2 separate regions of the Homo sapiens genome follow, and region 2 is linked to region 1. Evidence: read pairs that join two places in POLR2A ChIA-PET (ENCODE). Cell type or tissue: OCI-LY7. All regions are shown on one strand. Each heading gives the region's core, and the rest is flanking DNA. Links, peaks and the distances in the headings are about the cores only.

Region 1 (10,745 bases), core at 2,825-6,824:
GGGAAATACTTATTGTTGTAGTTTGGAATTTTGACTTGGCTTTCCACATTGAAATGCTGATTAGATAGTTGGAATACTACCATGTTTTTTTGTACATAATGGGCTGAACAGGCTTTCCCAGACGAGTCTGGAAACTAAGTATTTGGTGGGTTTTCCAATTTATGCGTCTATTCTGAGTTTCAAACAGCTGACTTACAAGTGAATTTCTAAATGTGATTGCCAAGCATAGGCCCGCAGACTTCACGTTTCACTTTTTCCCCAGAGCAATATTTGTTGTTTCTGGAATTTATGTACTGCCAGGGGATTTAGCCATAGGCCAATAAGGGTCTCTCTCAGAATTTTCAGCAACTCAGATGAAATGGCTAGGCATTTGGATTTTTTCCTTTTGGTTTTTTAAGGATTTTTATAAGCAAGGCCCTGAGAGTCACTTTGACATTCATCCCTGGGGAAAGAGGTCTGTGGCCTAACATTGCCAGGCAAGGCCTCTACTCAGGAGCTCAGTCCAGGACTGTGGGTGAGAAAAGCTCTGGATTCGAGAGTATTCAAATATTTGACCATTTAAGAGTTAGGACAAAGGATGATCCTGTCCCCTTGCCATGTGGCCAGTGCATGTGTGCAGTGTTCCCAGGTGCTTCTGACTTACAGCCAAGTTTGGGCTGTGGTTATTGATTGACAGATACTGATGCCTTTGTCCAGGAATGGTGGTTGCTGACTGTGTGCTCTGCCACCCTGCCTTGGAACCAGCAGGGCATATGTGAGTCCTGTCCAGTCTATACTCACCAGTGACTTTGCCCCTTAGCCCGAGTGGTTCACCCTCACAGTCTCTCTGTTAGAGAAGTGAGTTGTGACTATGGGGTTTCACTAGCTGACTAGTGCCTGTGACACTGGTACATCAGCCTAGGAAGTCAGTTACTGGGCACAGAGTCAGAAGACCTGGGTTTGGAAGGTGACATCTATCACTTAAATAAAATTACTTTTTCAGTGGAAGTGTACATAAATAAAAGAATCAAAGTGACTTGTGATTTGTGCATTCATTCCACAGATATTTATTGTATGCCTTGTTTCTGCCTGATACTACTCCAGCATGTCGATTGCAGTAGTGAACATGACAGAAATCTCTCCCTTCATGTAGCTAGAAGGGAGTTTCGATCTTAGAGAAGGTAGTTAGAAAAGGTACCACTGAGAAGGTGACATTCGAGTAAAGGCCTGAAAGGGATGAGAGAGCAAGCCTGTTGGCCCAGAAAAGAGGATTCCAGGCGGAGGGAGCGCCGAGCACAGAGTCCCAGAGGCAGGAGCCAGCCTGGAGTGTTGGAAGAGCAGGAAAGAACCTGCTGTGGCTAAAACAGAGTGAATGGAAGGGAGAGAAGCAGGGGTGAGGTCAGAAGGGTAAAGAGGGGCCACTCTGGTGTCTGTTCTGAGTAGCCAGGTAGGAGGCAAGGTGAGGTACACCTCTGAAGGGCAGGGGATGGGAGGGCAGCAGGCTGGGCCCTGCCATTCTTTTGTAGTGAGCAGCGATGCCACTTCTCCCCTTGCCTTCTTCATACTGGGTAGCTCCAGGGCTCTGGTTTTACGTTGGGTCCTCAGTGTTGAGAGGTGTTGGTCCTCTATGTAGGCAGTCCAGGAACCCAGGGCAGCCATGGGGCTCCCAGGAGTTGTATGTCTCTAAGGAGACTGTATTTTATAAATTCCAGCATTTTTATTGACTTTTCAAGTATTTACCATCTTGTGAATAAGCAGCCAGACTTATATGTATATATACGTATTATATATATATATGCCAGACATATATATAAAATATGTATTTTTTATATATGTATGTATATATATACACATACGCACACACATACATATATATACTTATATATACATATATACTTATATATACATACTTATATATACATATATACTTATATATACATATATACTTATATATACATATATACTTATATATATACTATATATACATATATACTTATATATACTATATATACATATATAGTATATATATACTATAAAATATATATACTATAAAAAAAAAATATATATATATATTTTTTTTTTTTTTTAGAGATTAGGCCTTGCCATATTGCCCAGGCTAGCCTCGAACTCTTGGGCTCAAGCAGTCCTCCAGCCTCAGCTTCCCGCGTATCTGAGACTGCGTAGCTGAGACTACAAGTATGTATCACTGGGCCTGGCTCTCAAATCTTTACACAGTTGCATCTTGGCTTTCAGTTTGACACAACAACAAATTTCTTTTGTATACTATGTGATTACCTGTGAATATGTTTGAAATAATTTATCTGTGAGTGCTGACTGACTCTTAATTAAGGACCTTAATTCAGGTATATTAACATTTATTTTGGATAGATATATACCAGAAATATTGTAGAGTAACAATAATGGAAAATATTAGAAGCTGGTTTCAAAAATACGATTTGCATTAACCTTAATGGAATTGAATGTGCATCCTGTTCCTTTTTTTTTTTTTTTTTTTTTTGCCCTAAAGGTAAAAGTAAGTGTTACTTGTTTTGACTGGTAGATCTTCTGTAACAGATTATGGAGTAAATATTTCCTAATGGTATGTGCCAGATGAAAGTTCATATTGCTGCTGCTAATCAGAAACTGAAGTTCACCTCATAAAAAGCTTGTATGAATCCAGTTTTGAAACTTGCTAATTTCAGGTCAGTGTTTTTGGCTTACTTTTTTGCTGAGGTGAATCTGCTATTACCTAAATTGTCTTCAGACTTTAGCCTGTAGAGGAAGCTGTACTTAATTAAGCAGCTGGAATTTGGGTGATTCTGTAAATTTGCATTGTGGTCAACAAACATGATTTACCATCTGTCTAGCCCATTCTACGTGGGTGGAAGCCACCAAGGCCATTGGGCATCTGTCACTGTGGAGGGACTGGACCCTTTGACTTTGATTTGTCAAGACAAGCATGTGCAACCAACTCATTATTCTGATAAATGCTAATTAAAAGGAGAAAAGTAAGGAAATAAGCAAATTTCCTGCTTTTCCAGTAGAAACTGTTTTTCATGGTAACCAAATAGCCCTAATGGATGAGAGAAAAATCTCCACTTTGCAGACTGTGATCAATTCGGTGACTCAACCAGTGGCCAACAGTGGAGGATGAAACCATTTGTTGGAAGGTTGCTGAGGAACCGCATTTGGGAGAATCAGGCCTTCCGCACCCAAATCTCATTGATCAGCCTTAGTGTCATGGAAATGGAGACAGGTCATCACGTCTCCTGATGTGCTGCAGCAAGAACCGCACAACACATCTAATATTAATAATATTCTACTTCTCCCTCTTTAAAAAAAAAAACAAACCCTGAAATAATCTAATCAAGCTTCTAAAATGAATCCAGTCTACAGGAAATGTGGGGTGTAGTGACGCAAGTTATGCAATACCACGAGAAGGCAACCAGACAAATTCACAATGTGGCATATCCTGTAATAAGTTGACCTGATTTGTTCAACAAGTCAGTAGCATTAAAAGAAATTACACAGAATGTACTGTTCTAGATTAAAAGAGTTAAGCAATATAACAACCAAATAAAATTACCTTTTTGGGGTTGAGGTTCAAACCAAATGTAAAACATAATTTTTAAAAGATAAGTTGGGAAGCTTGAACACATACTGAGTCTTGGTTGATTGGGATTTACTTCAAAAAAAGAAAAAAGATGGGGAAGGATAGATGGTAAAAGCATGGCAAAATGTTAATGGAATTGAAACTTTTAATTTTTTTGTAGAGACAGGATCTTGCTGTGTTGCCCAGGCTGTGAGCCCAGGTCTCAAACTCCTGGGCTCAAGTGATCCTCCCACCTCAGCCTCCCACAACACGGGGATTATAGGCTTGAACCACTGTGCCTGGCCATAGGATTGAAGTGTTTTGATGGGTACATGGGGGCTTGTTATGTTCTGCTTTTGTGTACGTTTGGACCTTTTCCAAGTTTGCAAAAAGTGAGAGAGAAATTCAGGAATGTATTAAAGACGTAATATATCAGAGTACCCAATAAATAACTCCATTTCATGGAGGGCTTTTCGCATGTGAAGTGGTCTTCTAACAGAAAGGGGAGCATTATTGAGTAGTTAGAAAACCCAAGGTGTAGGGATGAAGAGAAAAGCAGGTGTTCTTCAAAAAAAATGAAGAGAGTAAAAGTGAATCAAAGGAGAAAATGGGAACAGAGAAAAGACCGTCTCTGAAAGTGGGAGGCCAGCAGCAGGTGGGAGTCAAGGAAAGAATGAAATGTTGCTAATTTTGGGGACTAGTGATTGAATGGCAATGTTGCTGTCTTTTTAGAGAGTAGGATTTAAAATTTTGAGTTGCTGAAAAGGCTTGCGTGATGTGCTAGAAAAATTAGGTTTGGTGGGCAGATTAGAAGGAAACAAATAGGAGAGTTCATGGAATATAATTTCAGATAGAACTGGCTTTCCTGAATTAATTTTTTGGTTCTAGTCAGCTTAGGAGATCTCACAGGATTGGATAATGGCCTGTTCTGGCAGCCTCCCTCCTCTTTACAAACCAGGAACCTGAGCACCCATAAAACAGCATTTGCCTGAAGTCCTTCTGAGGCCAGCCCATGTATGGGTTATGTGTCCTATGTGTCTGCTGCCTCCCCACTGCCTCGGGCCAGTGCAGTCTAGTGCAGAGGGGCTTGTTGGCAGAGGCCATCCCCCTGTGAGAACAGGCTGTCTTGCCCCTCTGCTAATGGTGAAATGTCCAGAGCCAGGAAATCAGAAATAGCGTGATGTAGAGGCACCCCTGAGCACCCTTGCTCGCACTAGGGCCCCTCCTGAGTAGGCCCAGCCACCTGGCCTGCCTTCCTCTTCTCCCAGCTGAGCCACCCACCCTCCTCGATAAATACACATGAGCTAGCTGCAAGCATTGCACAGATGACAAGGACAATAAAAGCACTCCAGGACTGGTAGGCCAGATAAATAAATAGACTGGCACTAGGTGTGATGAGTGCTGTGATGCAGATGGAAAATAGCCTGAAGTCTGTTGATTCGGCAAAACTTTCAACTGCTCCTCTCCCCGCACCCAGCTCACTGTGCCAGGGCCAGCCCTCATACCAGAACCTCCTACCTAACTGAGAGCGCATCTGAGCAGGGGCAGGGCAGAGAGCCCAGTAGGCCCTGGGGAGAGTGAGGAGATACTGGTAGTTGCCTCTGAATATCCAATCTCTTTTTTCTTTTTTCCTTTCTTCTTTCTTTCTTTACCTTCTTTCTGCCCCCGCCCCCCCGCAAGACAGGGTTTCACTTTGTTGCCCAGGGTGGAGTGCAGTGGAACAATCACAGTTCACTGCAGCCTGAACTCCTGGGCTCAAGCAATCCTCCTGTCTCAGCTTCCCAACTATCTGGGTCTACAGGTGCATGCCACCACACCCAGCTAAACTGTATTTTTTTGTAGAGTTGGGGTTCCATTACATTGCCCAAGCTGCCATTTTTTCTTAGTAACAAACTCTCATTTTGTTTTCCATACTGTACCTGGAATAAGGACTACACCTCTTAGTTCCTTAAAGCTGGGAGTGGTCACTTGAATAAGATCTGGTTCATGACGGTGTAACTAGAAGTACTGCATGAGATTAGTGGGATATCTCCTTAAGGGGAAATTGGTGCTCCCTCCTCCTCCAATTTTCTACCGTCTCCAGTGCGTGCAGAATGACTGATGGCCATTTAACCATTTATAATCGTGAAGTCACCTAGAAATAGGAGCCTCGCATGAGTGTGCCGAGCAGAAAGCTAGGAAGTGGGCTCCTTGTGATGCCCTGGCGTCTCCATTCCAACCCTGGTCCATCTGCTCTGGATTTGTTTTACCTTAGAAAAAAATAAACATAATTTTTTTTTCTTTTCCCCCCTCTGAGATGTAGTTTCGCTCTTGTTGTCCAGGCTGGAGTACAGTGGTGCGATCTCGGCTCACTGCAACCTCTGCCTCCTGGGTTTAGGCGACTCTCCTGCCTCAGCCTCCCAAGTAGGTGGGATTACAGGCGTGTGCCACCACACCCAGCTAATTTTTGCATTTTTAGTAGAGATGGGGTTTCACCATGTTGGTCAGGCTGGTCTCAAACTCCTGACCTCAGGTGATCCCCCTGCCCTGGCCTCCCAAAGTGCTGGGATTACAGGCATGAGCCACCACACCCGGCAACATAGTTCTTATTTAAGCCACTGTATTGGTTTTGGGTTTGATTTTTTTTTAATTAAAAATTATTATTATTATTTTTATTTTTACTGTAGAGATGGAGTCTCACTGTGTTGCCCAGGCTGGTCTCAAACTCCTGGGCTTAAGCGATCCTCCTGTCTGGGCCTCCTAAAGTGCTGGGATTACAGGTGTGAGCCACCATGCCTGGCCTGTTTCTGTTTTTGTTTTTGTTTTGTTATATGTAGATAAACCTGATTCTAATTAAGTGGAAGCAGGAAGACTAGTTAAGGGGCTATTAGAGCAGTCTAAATGAGGGATGATAGTAGTTTGGAATAGAAGGGTAGCAGACGTGACTAGAAGTAGTTATGTGTATTTTTACTGTGGTAAAATATATGTAACATAAATTTTGCCATTTTAACCATTGTTAAGTGTTCAGTAGTATTAAGTACACTTACATTGTTGTGCAAGCATCACCATCATCCATCTCTAGAACTTTCTTATCTTCCCAAACTGAAACTCTGTACCTGCTCAACAATAACTCCTGGTTGCCCTCTCCTCCCAGCTCCTGGCAACGAACATTCTTTCTACCTCTATAAATTTGACTACTCTAGGAACCTCGTATAAATGGAATCATAGAATATTTGTCCTTTTGTGACAAGTGTGTTTCACTTAGCATAATGTCTTTAAGGCTCATTCATGTTGTAGCTCGCATCAGAATTTCCTTCTTTTTAAAGGCTGTGGCCGGGCGCGGTGGCTCATGCCTGTAATCCCAGCACTTTGGGAGGCTGAGGTGGGTGGATCACCTGAGGTCACGAGTTTGAGACCAGCCTGGCCAACATGGTGAAACCCCATCTGTAGTAAAAATACAAAAATTAGCTGGGCATGATGGTGAATGCCTGTAGTCCCAGTTACTCAGGAGGCTGAGGCAGGAGAATCGCTTGAACCTGGGAGGCTGAGGTTGCAGTGAGCCAAGATCGTGCCATTGCACTCCAGCCTGAGCAACAAAAGTGAAACTCCGTCTCAGAAAAATAAAAATAAAAATAATAAATAAATAAAGGCTGATAAATATTTTAGCAGTTGTATTTTGCATGGTTTATGACATGCGCACCTGGGTCACTCACTCCCTGGTAGTGCTATTTACTGAGATGGGGAGTAGTGGGGAAGAGTAAGTTCAGATAATAGGTCTGTGATGCCTATTAGATATCCCATGGGTGATTTCTACAGGATAGTTGCATACACAAATCTGGAGTTGAGGGTTGAGGTCCAGAACTTGGAGACCCTCAGTCAGTAGACAGATGTAAAGCTAGAGAACTGAAGGAGGTCATCAAGGAAGAGCGTAGCTGGAGAATGAGTAAACCCTGGGGCACTCCCACATTTACAGTCAGAAGATGAATAGGAAGCCGCCCAGGAGTCTGAAACTGGAACAGCTGGAGAGCTAGGAAGGAAATGAAGCAAGGGTGATGCTGCTGAGGGGAGGTGAGGCCTCCTCTCCACCCCATTCCAAGATTTGCCATGGTTACACCACTTGGAACACTGTGCAGATACAGCCGGCTGGGAGTGTCCCTGTCAGATGGGGATATTGGGATCCCTGTCTCAGTGCGGCAACATGGGAGGCATCTAGTGCGACAGAGCGGCCTCACCCAAGTGATGTGTCATGATGAGGATAATGTTCATGGAGACTGATTTCCATTTGCCAGTTCCCTGTTTGTCTTTGTAATCAGTTTATCAATAGTATTCTTGATGGAAGTGACAAATTTTAACAAAAAGTACACTCATGTGAACAAAAAGAATTTTCTGACCTCTGATGGGCTCTTGAGGCCATATATCAGGATAACTTAAATATGTTTTTATCTCTGCCCACAATGTAAACTTGTTTATGGAGAAAACTTGCATTTTGTTTTTATTTATTTTTTGAAACGGAGTCTCGCTCTTTCTCCCAGGCTGGAGTGCAGTGATGTGATCTTGGCTCACTGCAACCTCTGCCTCCCAGGTTCAAGCAATTCTCCTGCCTCAGCCTCCCGAGTAGTTGGAATCACAGGCATGCACCACCACGCCCGGCTGATTTTTGTATTTTTTGTAGAGACAGGGTTTCACCATGTTGACTAGGCTGGTCTTGAACTCCTGACCTCAAGTGATCCACCCGCCTCAACCTCCCAAAGTGCTGGGATTACAGGCATGAGCCACCGTGCCCGGCCAAAACTTGCATTTTGAATGGGAAAAATTACTCAAGAGTAATTAACGTGGACTCAGTTATCTTGAGTGGCCTTTCATTTTTTCCCTGGATGATATTTTGTAATTATTATTATTAGGTATGCTAAGGTTTATAGCAGTGTAGCTGCTATAAATATAAATATAGAAATGTAAAACTTCCTGTGTGTATTGATATGGTAACAGATTTTTAATATATTTTGGAAAGCAAACTATAAACACACAATCTACTTTTTGCAAAAAAAAATCTATAGGTACAAATATGGGCTGTTTAGTAATCGTACAATCAATGGTTATACCTATTTAGGAATATTTAGAACTATTTGTATGTTTGTATAGCTAATCTTTTCCCCCCTGATTTATTGATGGTGAGTATTACTGATACAAAAAGTTTTGTGCACCACAGTGCTTTGCCCATGAAATATGAGCTCAGAAACTGCCTGTGCTGTTATTTTCACCAGCAGTGAAGCAGCGTGTCTGGGGGCAGAATGTACTCTTGTCTGAATTATTAGCATTTGGTGTTGGTTCTGCCACCCTTGGGCCTGAGCTTGCTTTCTCCCTCGTTTGTTCTAAACATAGCATGGCACCTTTTGTATCCTGTAGGTTATTGCTGACTGCAAGGAGACTTTGTTGTTCTTTAGTTAGTTTTTTACATATTAGTTTCAGTAAGCCTGTTTCTTACATTTTTCTACTGTAGCATAATCTTTGTAAGTACTTTCTATAGCCCAGGCATGGTCTGCTGCATTCTCTGTGTCTCTGGGGATGCATTTAGGTCTTTGTGTCACATTCTGGTGTGTAGCTCATTATGTAATGACTCGAATGATCATCAGAACAAAAGATACCTCATTAAGAACAAGGTTGAGGACACTAGGAACCTAATGTAACATTTAAGGTATAAATGAGTATTGAAGAGAAAGAAATGATTGAATGCTTTGGAATTTCTAATACAAGCACCCATCTTGTACCTACTTACACTGGACTTTTAAAGTGATCGGAAATAAATGGTTGTATGAGAGTTTTACTTGTTCCTCATTCTAAAGGGATATGAAAAAGATGAACTTGAGTTCATGAAGTTGAGCAGAACAATGAACTTAGTGATAAATTATTTGTATTGATGTGAAAATCACACCATGTTTTGGGAAATGGGGTGGACTTGGGCACTCCATAGTTCCAACCACATGCAGGTATTATAGGCTGAGTCAGGCCTGAGCCTAGAAGAGGAATAACTGCAACTAAACTTTGAAATATTCCAGGAAAGCAGAGTTGACATGTAGGTTGATCTGCAACAACTACAGTGGTATAGAAAGGGTGGTCTTGGCTGGGCGCAGTGGCTCACGCCTGTAATCCCAGCACTTTGGGAGGCCAAGGCGGGTGGATCATGAGATCAGGAGATCAAGACCATCCTGGCTAACACGGTGAAACCCTGTCTCTACTAAAAATACAAAAAATTAGCCTGGCGTGGTGGTGGGTGCCTGTAGTCCCAGCTACTTGGGAGGCTGAGGCAGGAGAATGGCATGAACCCGCGAGGCAAAGCTTGCAGTGAGCCAAGATTGTGCCACTGCACTCCAGCCTGGGCAACAGAGCAAGACTCTGTCTCAAAAAAAAAAAAAAAAAAAAAAGGGTAGTTTTTTGGTGCTCCAAATGGGAAGGCCTTAAATTAAAATCTGTTTTACAATCTGAATAAAATATAAATATCATCAAAAAGAAAAGGTATTCTGGTTATGTACATGAATACAACATCCTTAGCAGCAGATGTTGTGTGTGTGCAAGGGAATAGGAAGGTAAAGATGCACCCTTCTCCTCCACCATCAAGGGTTGCTAGAAAACAGGCTCTCATTCAGTAGACCCCGATAGCTGTCTGTAATCCATAGCTCCTTCTCTGATTAGTATTTATCCACTATTGTGGCTTCATTCTGGATCTTGTCATAGGTAGAAAGAGTAGCCTGGTGGTTAGCAACACAGTTTTCGGAGTCAAACAGACCTGGTGTCAGATCCCTACTTATTACCTGCTTGACATTGAGCAAGTTTCTTTATCTCTGTAAACTTCAGTGTTATCATCCGTAAAATGGGTGAATTGCTCACACCCCACAGGGATGGTTCACCAAACATAAGGTGCTTGGTATTTAAACACTCAATAAATGGTAGCTGTTGATAGAGCTTCACTGGCATTTTAAACTTAAAAACCTGCCTTTGGCCACTCTGCTCATCCACTCCCCAGCTTCCCCCATGTGTTCTGCAATTTGACTGAACCACACAGTCCAGGAAACTTTCTCCATGTGAAGGAGAAAATAGCTTTCCACAGCCCTGGGGTCACACTCTCCCAAACTTATGTCAGGAAGACGCCCAAAGACTGGCTCATTCCTGGGTCAAGGAGAGTGGGGTCTGTTTCAGGAGA
Region 2 (10,745 bases), core at 2,903-6,902, 84 kb before region 1:
AACTGCACATCAACTCTGTGAGGTAGGTTCTATTATTATCCCCATTTTACAAGTGAGGAAATGGGTATAGAGATATTAAGTAACTTGCGAAAGGTCACATAGCTAGTAAGTGATGGTGCTGGGTGTTGAGCCCAGCAAGTTGTTTCCTGAGTCAGTACTCTTAATTTGGTTTTGTTGAAAATTCACTACATTTTCCCTGGTTTTCTCCTTTCACCATGAAATTGAAAATGTTTCGATATATTGGCCTTCAGGAGCTACTGCTAGAGAATTCTGTAACTCTGTATAGTAGCCTTATGTGTATAATGTAGCTTTTGACAGGTGTCTGTAAATTAAGTCAGCATAGTAACTATCTCAGTTAACAGTAAACTATCTTAGTTTATTGATTTTAGAAGTAGTGGAGAGGAAGGGCTATAACAGAAAGGACCAAAATCTTGTAAAGAGTTCCACTTGTAATAGCAACAGGCAGCTGGAAACAGAAAGACCTGTTAGCAGGAGTTCCATTGCCCAGTACTTAAAACTGGCCATTGTTGAGATCTCTCTGGAAAGAGATCAGTATTAGTGGCTTTTGGACCTGCTCTATTAATTTTAATGCTTTTGATATTGTGCCATCACAGCCAAGACTGCCAAAAATTATACTCAAGTCACCAGCTTATGCCATCCAGCCGTTGGTGGCCTTATGTAGTTGCGGGACTTCTGACTTGCAAAATCACCTTCCCAGCTAGGAGAATCTGTCTTAGGAACTCCAGAATAGCCCTCGCTTATCACTGTTACTGCCCTTAAGTTTGCCAGTGACACCTTGCTTACAGAATTCAGCAGTAGTATTTTCACAAATATTTTATTTGCCATTAACTCCTCTGCAATATTTGACACTGACCAACCACCCAATTTGGGGTCTTTCTTCCTAGTCTTTAAAATACTCTTCTAGGTTTTCAATTTATACTCTTCCTAATTTTTTAATACTCTTCATTCTTTTTTTTGGGGGGTGGAGGGTGTCAGGGTCTTGCTGTGTCACCCAGACTGGAGTGCAATGGCATGATCATAAGTCACTGCAGCCTCAACCTCCCAGGCTCAGGCAGTCCTCCCACCTCAGCCTCCTATGTAGCTGGGACTACAGGCATGCACCACCATGCCCAGCTAATTTTTAATTTTTTTTGTAGACACTGGGTCCCACTCTCACTATGTTGTCCAGGCTGGTCTTGAACTCCTGGGCTTAAGCGATCCTCTCACCTCAGCTTCCCAAAGTGCTGGGTTTATAGGTGTGCCATGGTGCTTGTTCCATCCTCCCTTTTGTAAGCCTGTCCTGGACCCTATGTGTTTCTGCACCGCATCTCTATCTGCACTGTTTGCTGTCAGCTTAACCTTCCTCAGACTGATCTCATCATCTTCCTTCTCTCCTGTCATCTCAGCTCTGCCTCCTCCCAGTGTTCCATGTTGGCTCATGGTATACTGCCCAGGCACTAGAGGTATCCATGATTGTGGCCTGTTGCCATTTATTCCTTTGAGATGTCCCTGTCAACTACCATGGTAACCCACCAGTTGGGCTTCAGACCTTCGTCTCTCTTTACCCCACTTTAAGGCAGATCAGCTACATTTTGAACAACCTGTGACAACTCCTTGTTGAAGACCACATTGAGTCAGCTTGGTCTGAGAAAAAGTACATTTAAATTAGACTTGGATCCAGATGAGAATAATAGCAGTAGTTACTAGTATGACCTTTCAGACCCTTGGTTTTGACATTTGTGAATAAAGAGTTGCACCATTTATTCTGAAATAACACCTTTTAAAGATCATTAAACTTTCAGAGTTGGAAAACATCTGAGAGGTCTGACCTGGTTAAAACATAAACCTCTTCTGCAGTATCTCTTATAGGGGCTGGGAGCTTACTCTTCCCAAGGGCATCCATCCCACCCCAGGGATGTTCTAACTGTTACAATCTCAGCTGGGCGTGGTGGCTCACACCTATAATCCCAGCACTTTGGGAGGCTGAGGTGGGCGGATCACCTGAGGTCAGGAGTTCGAGACCAGCCTGGCTAACATGGTGAAACCCCGTCTCTACCAAAAACATAAAAAAAATTAGCCGGGCGTGGTGGCACACACCTGTAATCCCAGCTACTCGGGAGGCTGAGGCAGGAGAATCATTGAACCTGGGAGGCAGAGGTTGCAGTGAGCCGAGATCACGCCACTGTACTCCAGCCTGGGCGACAGAGCAAGACTCCGTCTCAAAAAAAGGAAAAAACAAACCTTCCATGCAGTAACTGTGTGTGCTCCATGTGGTTACTAATACAAACATTTTTTTGACACCATGTCACACTGTTTATCATTTTGAGCCTTTTGTAAAACTCGTATCACATATATTGCAGAATTGAAAATGCATTGTCATAGTTACCTCCATGCATCTTTGTCTACGCTCCTGTATCCTTGACAGATAGTCCAGCCTCTGCTTAGGTGTTGCCAGGAGTGATGGACTCAGCGAACCCTCAGGCATGGCCCAGTGTTTAGGAGGCTCAGTTGTGACATTGTAGTCCCTGCTCTTCTTAATTGTGTGAGGATCCCACTTGATATATTTGGCCTCATTCCTCATTACCCTTTAACCTATCTGATTCAAGCAAGCTGCCTCATGGTTATCTCACATACACATTGTGCTTGATTCCAACTCCATCCCCATTCATTTACCAAATATACAGAATTCTTCAGATATGCCAGGCACTATGTTGAGCATTGGTGCTGACCGATGTAGGCCCAGCCCTTTTGATGTTTACATTTTGGTGGGAGACAGACATAGCTAAAAGTCAGGTCCCCCCTTTCACTTATCCTTTACAGCCTTGCCCAAGTTTTGCTCTGTCTTCTCTTCCTTCCTACACTGATTTCCTCCTCTTCTGACCTGTGGCTATCTGCTTTCTTTGGCACACATTTTAAATACACTGACATTCCCTATTTTTTGTATTTAGTTTTGTTCTGCATCACCAGCTAGATGAGAACCTCTTGGCTTTAGTGAATATGTATTCTACTTTTCTTTCCATGACAACACTCAGCTCAACATGGAGCCATAGTGGGCTTGAAGTAATTGCTTGTCATGTTGATTAGGAATTTGCCACTCCAGCCTTCAGTGAGACCAAAGGTCTGTCAATGTAGCTAGCCTTTGATTGTTCATTCCAGAGTTGAATAATCCTTTCATCTGCCACTAGAGCCCCGAACCCAGCAGCCCTACACCTCCTAAATCATAAAATCATTTCACCTGGCACCTTTAAAGGTAGAAAATGGTGAGTGATCACTGTCACATAAAGGAGATTTACCACTGAAGATTAAACTTGTATCTGAAACATCTAACACTTCCTCCCAGAGATGGACATGGATGACATTTCTGCAGCCTTCATGAAATGAGTTGGCTTTATTTTTTGTGCTATATTAGCATGAGTCATTGTGGTTTGGGGGTAAGCATAAATGAGCTTGGTTGTTTAATGAAAACATGGGTAAAGATAAAATCATAAAGTTTTAGAATCCTTAAAAGAATCAGCCAAACTAGAATCTCTACGCTACCACACTCACATTAGATGATAAGGAAACTAAGGACCCCAAGAAGTTAATTGTCATGATTGAGGTACAAGCTAACAAATCCAAAACTCACTCTCTTGACTTGTGGCCTGATTTTCCTTAAGGGTAATATTGTAAATATAGGCCAGTGCAATGGTGTACACATGTAATACCAGCATTTTGGGAGGCCAGGGCAGGATTGCTTAAGCCCAGGAATTCAAGGACAGCATGGGCAACATAAGGAGTCCCTATCTCTATAAAAAAGTTTAAAAATTAGCTGGAGTGGTGGCACATGCCTGTAGTCCCAGCTACTCAGGAGGCTAAGGCAGGAGGATCAGTTGAACCTGGGAGGTCAAGGCTGCAGTGAGCCATGATCGCACCACTGCACTCCAGCCTGGGTGACAGAGCGAGGCCTGTCTCAAAAAAAAAAAAGAAAAGAAAGAAATATAACCTTATGGTAAGTTTGGTTGTATGGTGTTTTCCCCCTCCCACCGCCCATTCTTTTTTGAGGTGAGAATGGAAATCAGGACTAGCAATAATAATGTAACCAGCTCCTGTTTTATATGCTGCTGTCAGGGAGGTTAAGCCACCATGGTGGGTGATAAAAATCACATCTGTGTTTCCTCAGATGGGGTTCAAAGACAACAAGGTGTCTGAATGACTCAGCATAATGCTCTCTCTCCTCTCCCCCTTTCATTTTCTCCTTTCTCCCTCTCCTGTCCCCATCTCTTTCTCTTTTTTTTTTTTTTTTTTTTTTTACCTTTCAGAAAACCACAGCTTTTGGACCCTAAAAGGTCTGGATTGATCGTACTGCTTTCTGAAAGGTAAAAAAAACAAATACTTTGGGAGGTGTGAAGGTTGGCTTTGTGGGGGACAGCAGGTTCATCTTGTAGCTCATTGCTGTCAACTTATGCCATACCATATGTATTTCAGTTTAATAACGGGGTGCAAATGTTTTGGTGTTGTATACACAGATGAAGTTAAGTCTCACCTAGGAAATGTCTGTTTCTAACAGTTGGGGTGAGAATCAGCAGTAAAAACCAGGTATATGGTAGCAGCTGGTCTAGAGGAAAATAAAAGCCCTTGGCTCCAGCCCTTTGTACAGGCCTTTAGTTTAGGGTCAGTCTCTCTGGAAATCTTGAGATTTTTATTGCTTCCTCACTGGTTACTTTTTAAAAATTCCCCAGTCAGCTTTCTACTTTTCAGAGCTTATTTCAGATTTAAGAGTTATCCTTGTAAAATTGATTTTTAAACCATTGCTTCCTCCTGGCATGAAATTTTGGAGAGAAATGTTATACTGACTGGGTATTTTATTGCTTAGTAAAGACATCAAAGACTTGGGGATTTTATGAAACTTGTTTCAAAGTATGTTGACAGTTGTATTTGATGAGTTTGACTATTGAGTTGAGGGTTTAAGTCCTATCACTGCTTTTAAAAAATTATTAGGGAGAACAACCAAAGATGAGGAAGTATGCCTGTATTTTGGGGTGGGGTTCACCACTGCATTAACCTCTACTGACTGGAAGATGCAGTCAACAATGAGGTACTACTGAGTATGGAAGTTATAGAAGGAGTTTCGTGGAAATGAGTGAGACAGGTTTTTCTATGAAAGTAAAAGTGGGGGAGTATATTTAAAGATAATTTAAAATAAACTTGAGCAAAGTAAAAAGAAAATAATACACCAATAATTTGGAACATGAGCTAAATTTTTTTTTCTTTTTTAGAAAGACAACAAAGTTGCTGCATAGTCTACAAACAAGTCTCTGAAAATAGGTGAATTTCTAGCTCTTCATGGTCCTGAACATTGATTTCAGTCTTTGCAAAGAATGAAGAAGTGAATTCGCTGTACATTTGTCACCAGCACTGGGTTTTTGTTTTTTGTTTGTTTTTCCGCTTAATTTCAAAGATAAAATGCAGTTACTTTTGGGGGTGGAAGGCTCATCTTAAAACATGAGCATTAAATATATTTGGAATAGCAGAAGGTTAAGTAATTTCTTATGTATAGTTAAACTAAAGCAGTACTTCAGTGGGACTTAACAAGTATTTTTTCATCACTGAAAGGTTTTTTTTTTTTATCACTAAATTGTATTTGGCAATTGCAAGTTGCCTGCAGATAGGGCCGTGATACTGTGTTTTGAGCCACAGAAGGTTGTGTGTGTGTGTGTGTGTGTGTGTGTGTGTGTGTGTGTATGTGTGTGTCTTTTTCCTCCTTTCTTTTGGGGAATCCTGTAATATGAGGTAGCTTATTTCGTCAATTAATTAGGGTGCTGGATGGTAGAGAATTTTGTCAGTCAACTATGTACACACAGTAAATACTGTTTCTTAGGCAAAGGTAACTTTTTTATATAGTTGTAAAATTCCATTATATTCCATTGCCAAAGAAACATTAAGAACTTTGTATAGCTGTATAAAAAGCAACTAATTTTTTAAAGAATAAACATTTTAAAGTCAGCAAACATACTGTGTCCTTGCAGAAGTTGATGTGCTGAGCAGCAGCCTTATGGGTGGGTCTTTTTTTCTTAGTTTTCCAGGCTTAACATTTTTGATTTTGTTTTTTAATGTTTGGAACATAAATGAAGATTTGATACATTATTTCATTATCTAAAAAGGATTAATTATTCATGCTCATTGTAAGAACTTCATTTTGTAGCAAATGGCATATCACAGGATCTGTCCAGATAATCGATATTTTCAGTATACAAATGTAAATAATCACAGATGAGAATGTACTTAGCTGTATTTTCAAATAAGTAATCTTCCCCCCTTTTGTAGGACTTTAAAACTAGGCATCAATGAACCTGTTTTTCCTATTATGCCTGGAATTTAGTCATGATACCTTGACTCATTCCATCATATTTCAAGAGGATTCAGAGTGCTAGAAATTATTTTGGTAGCCTGTAACACACGGCAACACTGGTCCTTGGGCCTATGATGACCCACAGATGACTCAGTATAGAGTTCATTGCTAATTATAAATTACTAGTGAATCTTTTTGATATTTTAAGCTCTAGTGGGAAAAATCTGGCCACTTTTGTGTTTTTATGAAGGCCATGGAATAAAAGGATCCAAAGATTTAAATATTTTTATCTAATATTTTGATTGTTTTCTTAACTTTCTCCTTAAAACATTCAGTAGTGATAAAGATATAGAAACTGCACTGTAGGAGAATTGGAATATTTAAGGCTGGTTGACATTTTTTATTTTCATTTTATATCTTTTGTATAGCTCTACAAGGCAGTGTTTTGTAATTTGGTTTCATTATGAAGATCCAGTACTTGGCAGCCATAGTTTAGACAATATTGTTCAGTGCTGTTTGCTTGCATGTTAACAACAAAACCTTTTAGAGGACCCACAAATCATGATATTGAACACAGTTCCGAGGCATTCAGAGCATCAGAGCAAGTACCATGGCAATACATGTGTAGACTGTTGGAGATGTCCCGGGCCAATTTCAAGAAAGAAAACTGTAAATACTAGTTCTACTTGCTCTGAAATTATGAGTTTATGCGTTTTCCCAGCCCTCCGAATCACTGACTGGGGCGTTTTGTGCCCCAGCAATAACTGGCAGCATGGCATACCTGCAGTACCCCTTACAATATTAAAGCAAAGTTTTTATTCTAAAACAGAATAAAACTGTTCAATAAAAAATGCTCGTCAAAGTTCTTTCTCTTTAAATAGTAACATTCTGTTTCAGTAGGAACATAATGAAAGGAATCTTTTAAATGGAAGAGCGGAATTATAATGTTTGTATTCCCTGTAATAACTATAAATCAGTTACTTTATTTCTAAGATTGAGTTATTGTTGCAGATGTTTAGGGAAAGCTAAAAGCCCCTTCCTTCCCCTCCTGTGTGTAAATAAAATACTTCTGAGATCAGATCCGTGACATGAGGAGATTGAGCCACCCAGGCACAGGCCAGGCTGGAAACAGCAGCCAGAACACACTCCCTGTGGGCAGACGCATGAAGAAGATGCAGAATCTGTCTATTAAAACAGTTCGCTCCAAAAGCTGGGCTTCATGTGATGGTAGGGCAAGAGGTCGGGAACAGCAGTGCAGCACAGTGGCTCTCGGTGGGGTTACCTGACATCCTAGGAACACAGTCATCTGTTGCTTAATAATAGCGACATGTTCTTATTTTTAAATAGCAATGAGGTCTCACTTCGTTGCCCAGGCTGGTCTCTAACTCCTGGGCTCAAATGATCCTCCCATCTTGGCCTCCCAAAGTGCTAGATTACAGACATGAGCCACCAGGCCCGGCCATGACACATTCTGAGAAATGTGTTAAGCAATGTCATCATTGTGTGAACATCAGAGAGTGTACTACACAAATGAAGATGGTATGGCCTACTCCACACCTAAGCTATATGGTGTAGCCTGTTGCTCCTCGCTACAAACCTGTACAGCATGTTACTGTACTGAATACTGTAGGCAGTCATAACACAGTGGTATTTCTGTATTTAAAACATATCTAAACAGAAAAAGTATAGTAAAAATACGGTATCATAATCTTTGGGACCACCATTGTATACCCAGTCCATCGTTGACCAAAACATCATTAAGTGGTGCGTGAGTACTGAGGAATGTGAGGGGATGTGTTTTGGTTGTCACAATCACTGGGGATCACCACTGGTATTTAAAAGTAAGGGCCCGGATGGTAAATGTCCTGTGCTGTGCCACACAATCAGTTGTCCAACCCAAAGTGCAGTAGTGCTCCTCTACTCTGAGAAACACTGGCTAAAGTCCCTCCACATGGAAAGACAGTAAGTGGGAAATTATTTCCTGCCAACTTGAAAAAAAAAATTTACTACTTAGGAAATTGTCCGCTTGGGAATATTAATAATAAAGGGAACTTACTTCCTGTAGCACATCAGCATTGTGGAAACATTACCACATAGGAGTTAGGGCTTCATCCTGTTCTCTGTCAGTGCTTCACAAATCTCTGATCAGAATCTACCAAGGAGCATTTTTAAGTACAGATTCCCAGGCCCAGAGAGTGATTCTGAAGTTCCCTAGTACAGCAGAACCCAACCTTTTTGGCACCAGGGACTGGTTTCACCAAAGACAGTTTTTCCACAGATGAGCAGGGGGTATGGTTTTGGGGTGATTCAAGTATATTTATTGTGCACTTTATTTCTATTATTACATTGTAATATATAATGAAATAATTACACAATTCACCATCATGTAGAATCAATGGGAGGCCTGAGCTTGTTTTCCTGCAACTAGATGGTCCCATCTGGGGGTGATGGGAGACAGTGACAGATCATCGGGCATGATCAGTGAGTGCGCAACCGAGGTCCCTTGCATGCAGAGCTCACGATAGGGTTTCCAACCCTATGAGAATCTAATGCTGCTGCTGATGTGACAGGAGGTGGAGCTCGGATGGTAATGCTCACTCATCAGCCCGCCTCTCACCCGCTGTGCAGGCTGGTTCCTAACAGACCACGGACCACGACCGTTCTGCTGCCCAGGGATCAGGGACCCCTTCTCTAGTAGGTCCTAGGAATCTTACTGATCCCACAGGTAGTTGTGATTAGCTAGGTTTGGGAAGATGACTGTACAACACCAAAGCTGGTTCCTGCTTTGGGGGTGTTGATATATTTTCCACAGTAGGATTATCTTAGCATTTTTCCCATCCTTCCAAACCCAGTATATCCAGATTGTGACTGGGGCATGAAGAGAGGGATGGGACTAAGTGGAAAGGAGGGAACAGTTTTGCAGGATGGAATCAGGGGAAATGGGGAGGTTGAGACTCGAGTTTCCTCCAGAGTTTGGGTGCTTTGAGTACTGAGTTTTATTTCGTTTTTATTCCTGGCATAGGGTTTGTGTTCCTTCTGTCTCTTAATTTTGCATGCCAGTTGTCCCTGCCTCTGTGGGTTCTCTGCCCATCAGAGAAGCCGCTCCTTCTGCAGGGCCCCTCTGTCCACAGCATGGCTGAGAAGCAACTTCTTTTCCTGAGAAGGGTTACTTAGGCCATCCAATCACATCTGGATTCAGTGTGTTGCAGGATCCCCCTGCCCTGTTAGTTCAGAGATTAAGCTGTTTTACATAGTAAAGGTGGGGAGAGTGTCATGGTATAAAGTAATCCAGGTGAATGGTCTCTTCCTGTAGGAGTGCAGGTGTCACCAATTTGCTTTAGTTTACCTGTCCCGACTGGTTTTGGGGTTTTTTTGAGACGGAGTCTCACTCTATCACCCAAGCTGGAGTGCAGTGGCGCGATCTTAGCTCACTGCAACCTCTGCCTCCCAGGTTCAAGTGATTCTCTCCCCTCAGCCCCCCGAGTAGCTGGGATTGCAGGCGTGTGCCCCCACACCCAGCTAATTTTTGTATTTTTAGTAGAGATGGGATTTCACCATGTTGGCCAGGCTGGTCTCGAACTCCTCACCTCAGGTGATCCACCTGCCTCGGCCTCCTGAAGTGCTGGGATTGCAGGTGTGAGCCACTGTGCCTGGCCTGTTCTGACTCTGTTTAAAAGATAACAAGTATTAGGCTGGGTGCGGTGACTCACGCCTGTAATCCCAGCACTTTGGGAGGCTGAGGCGGGTGGATCACGAGGTCAAGAGATCGAGACCATCCTGACCAACATGGTGAAACCCCGTCTCTACTAAAAATACAAAAAATTAGCCTGGTGTGGTGGCGGGCACCTGTAATCCCAGCTACTTGGGAGGCTGAGGCAGGAGAATTGCTTGAACCTGGGAGGCGGAGGTTGCAGTGAGCTGAGATTGTGCCACTGCACTCCAGCCTGGGCAAAAAGAGCGAAGCTCCATCTCAAAAAAAAAAAAAAAAAAACCACGTATTATTAGTAAAATTGAAATCAAACTTAGGGAAGTATCATAGTACCATTAATCTGTCAATCTGAAGATGCTAAAAGGAGATTTGCTTAGCAGGCTGCCTTGGCTTCTCCAAGATGGGGAGACAGACAACTTCTTGGAAGCAGTGTCCTCCAAACAGAAATTGGTCAAGGAAGGGAAGTGGGAGAGAGAGCTTTGACTAGCAGAGGCTTGGAAGCCAGCCAGCCAGCAGCCAACAGTGCATGTGTGCATTGGGAAGCTAGTGGTCCAGGGACCAGGCACTGCTCCTGTGGGATCCATCCCAGCCCTCTAAGGAGCGGTGCAAAGGTTCTTATCCTATTTATCGGAGCCAGTGTCCAGAAAAGGAAGCTTGTGGTTTGAGACATTCTGTAAATCCGGTTCCAAGAGCACGAGGTAGGACTCT

Evidence for each region. ChIA-PET counts read pairs that join two places held together with the same protein. Peaks named below come from ENCODE experiments on the same cell type or tissue, not always from the same donor. Only the 100,000 strongest peaks of a DNase experiment are listed, where the experiment ranks them.
Region 2: POLR2A ChIA-PET joins it to region 1 with 6 read pairs; 10 of 35 experiments call an interaction of 5 or more read pairs at or near these places.

What each region holds. Positions count from the first base shown.
Region 1 is chr19:34,305,764-34,316,508 of GRCh38, forward strand. All of the region lies in intron 2 of GARRE1 (granule associated Rac and RHOG effector 1), which reads left to right. Among named protein-coding and RNA genes, the nearest start is that of GPI, 54 kb to the right of the region's middle. RefSeq lists an enhancer at 4,727-5,226. In OCI-LY7, for the core only: no CTCF peak of the experiment used is centred there; DNase peaks (open chromatin) are centred at 3,408, 4,178 and 4,818; H3K4me3 peaks cover 2,759 bases; H3K27ac peaks cover 3,633 bases.
Region 2 is chr19:34,222,110-34,232,854 of GRCh38, forward strand. It overlaps LSM14A (LSM14A mRNA processing body assembly factor), which reads left to right. Exons shown (of 10, transcript NM_015578.4): 10 at 5,256-7,179. The coding sequence ends at 5,279. Among named protein-coding and RNA genes, the nearest start is that of GARRE1, 27 kb to the right of the region's middle. RefSeq lists an enhancer at 2,665-3,230. In OCI-LY7, for the core only: no CTCF peak of the experiment used is centred there; no DNase peak of the experiment used is centred there; H3K27ac peaks cover 1,182 bases.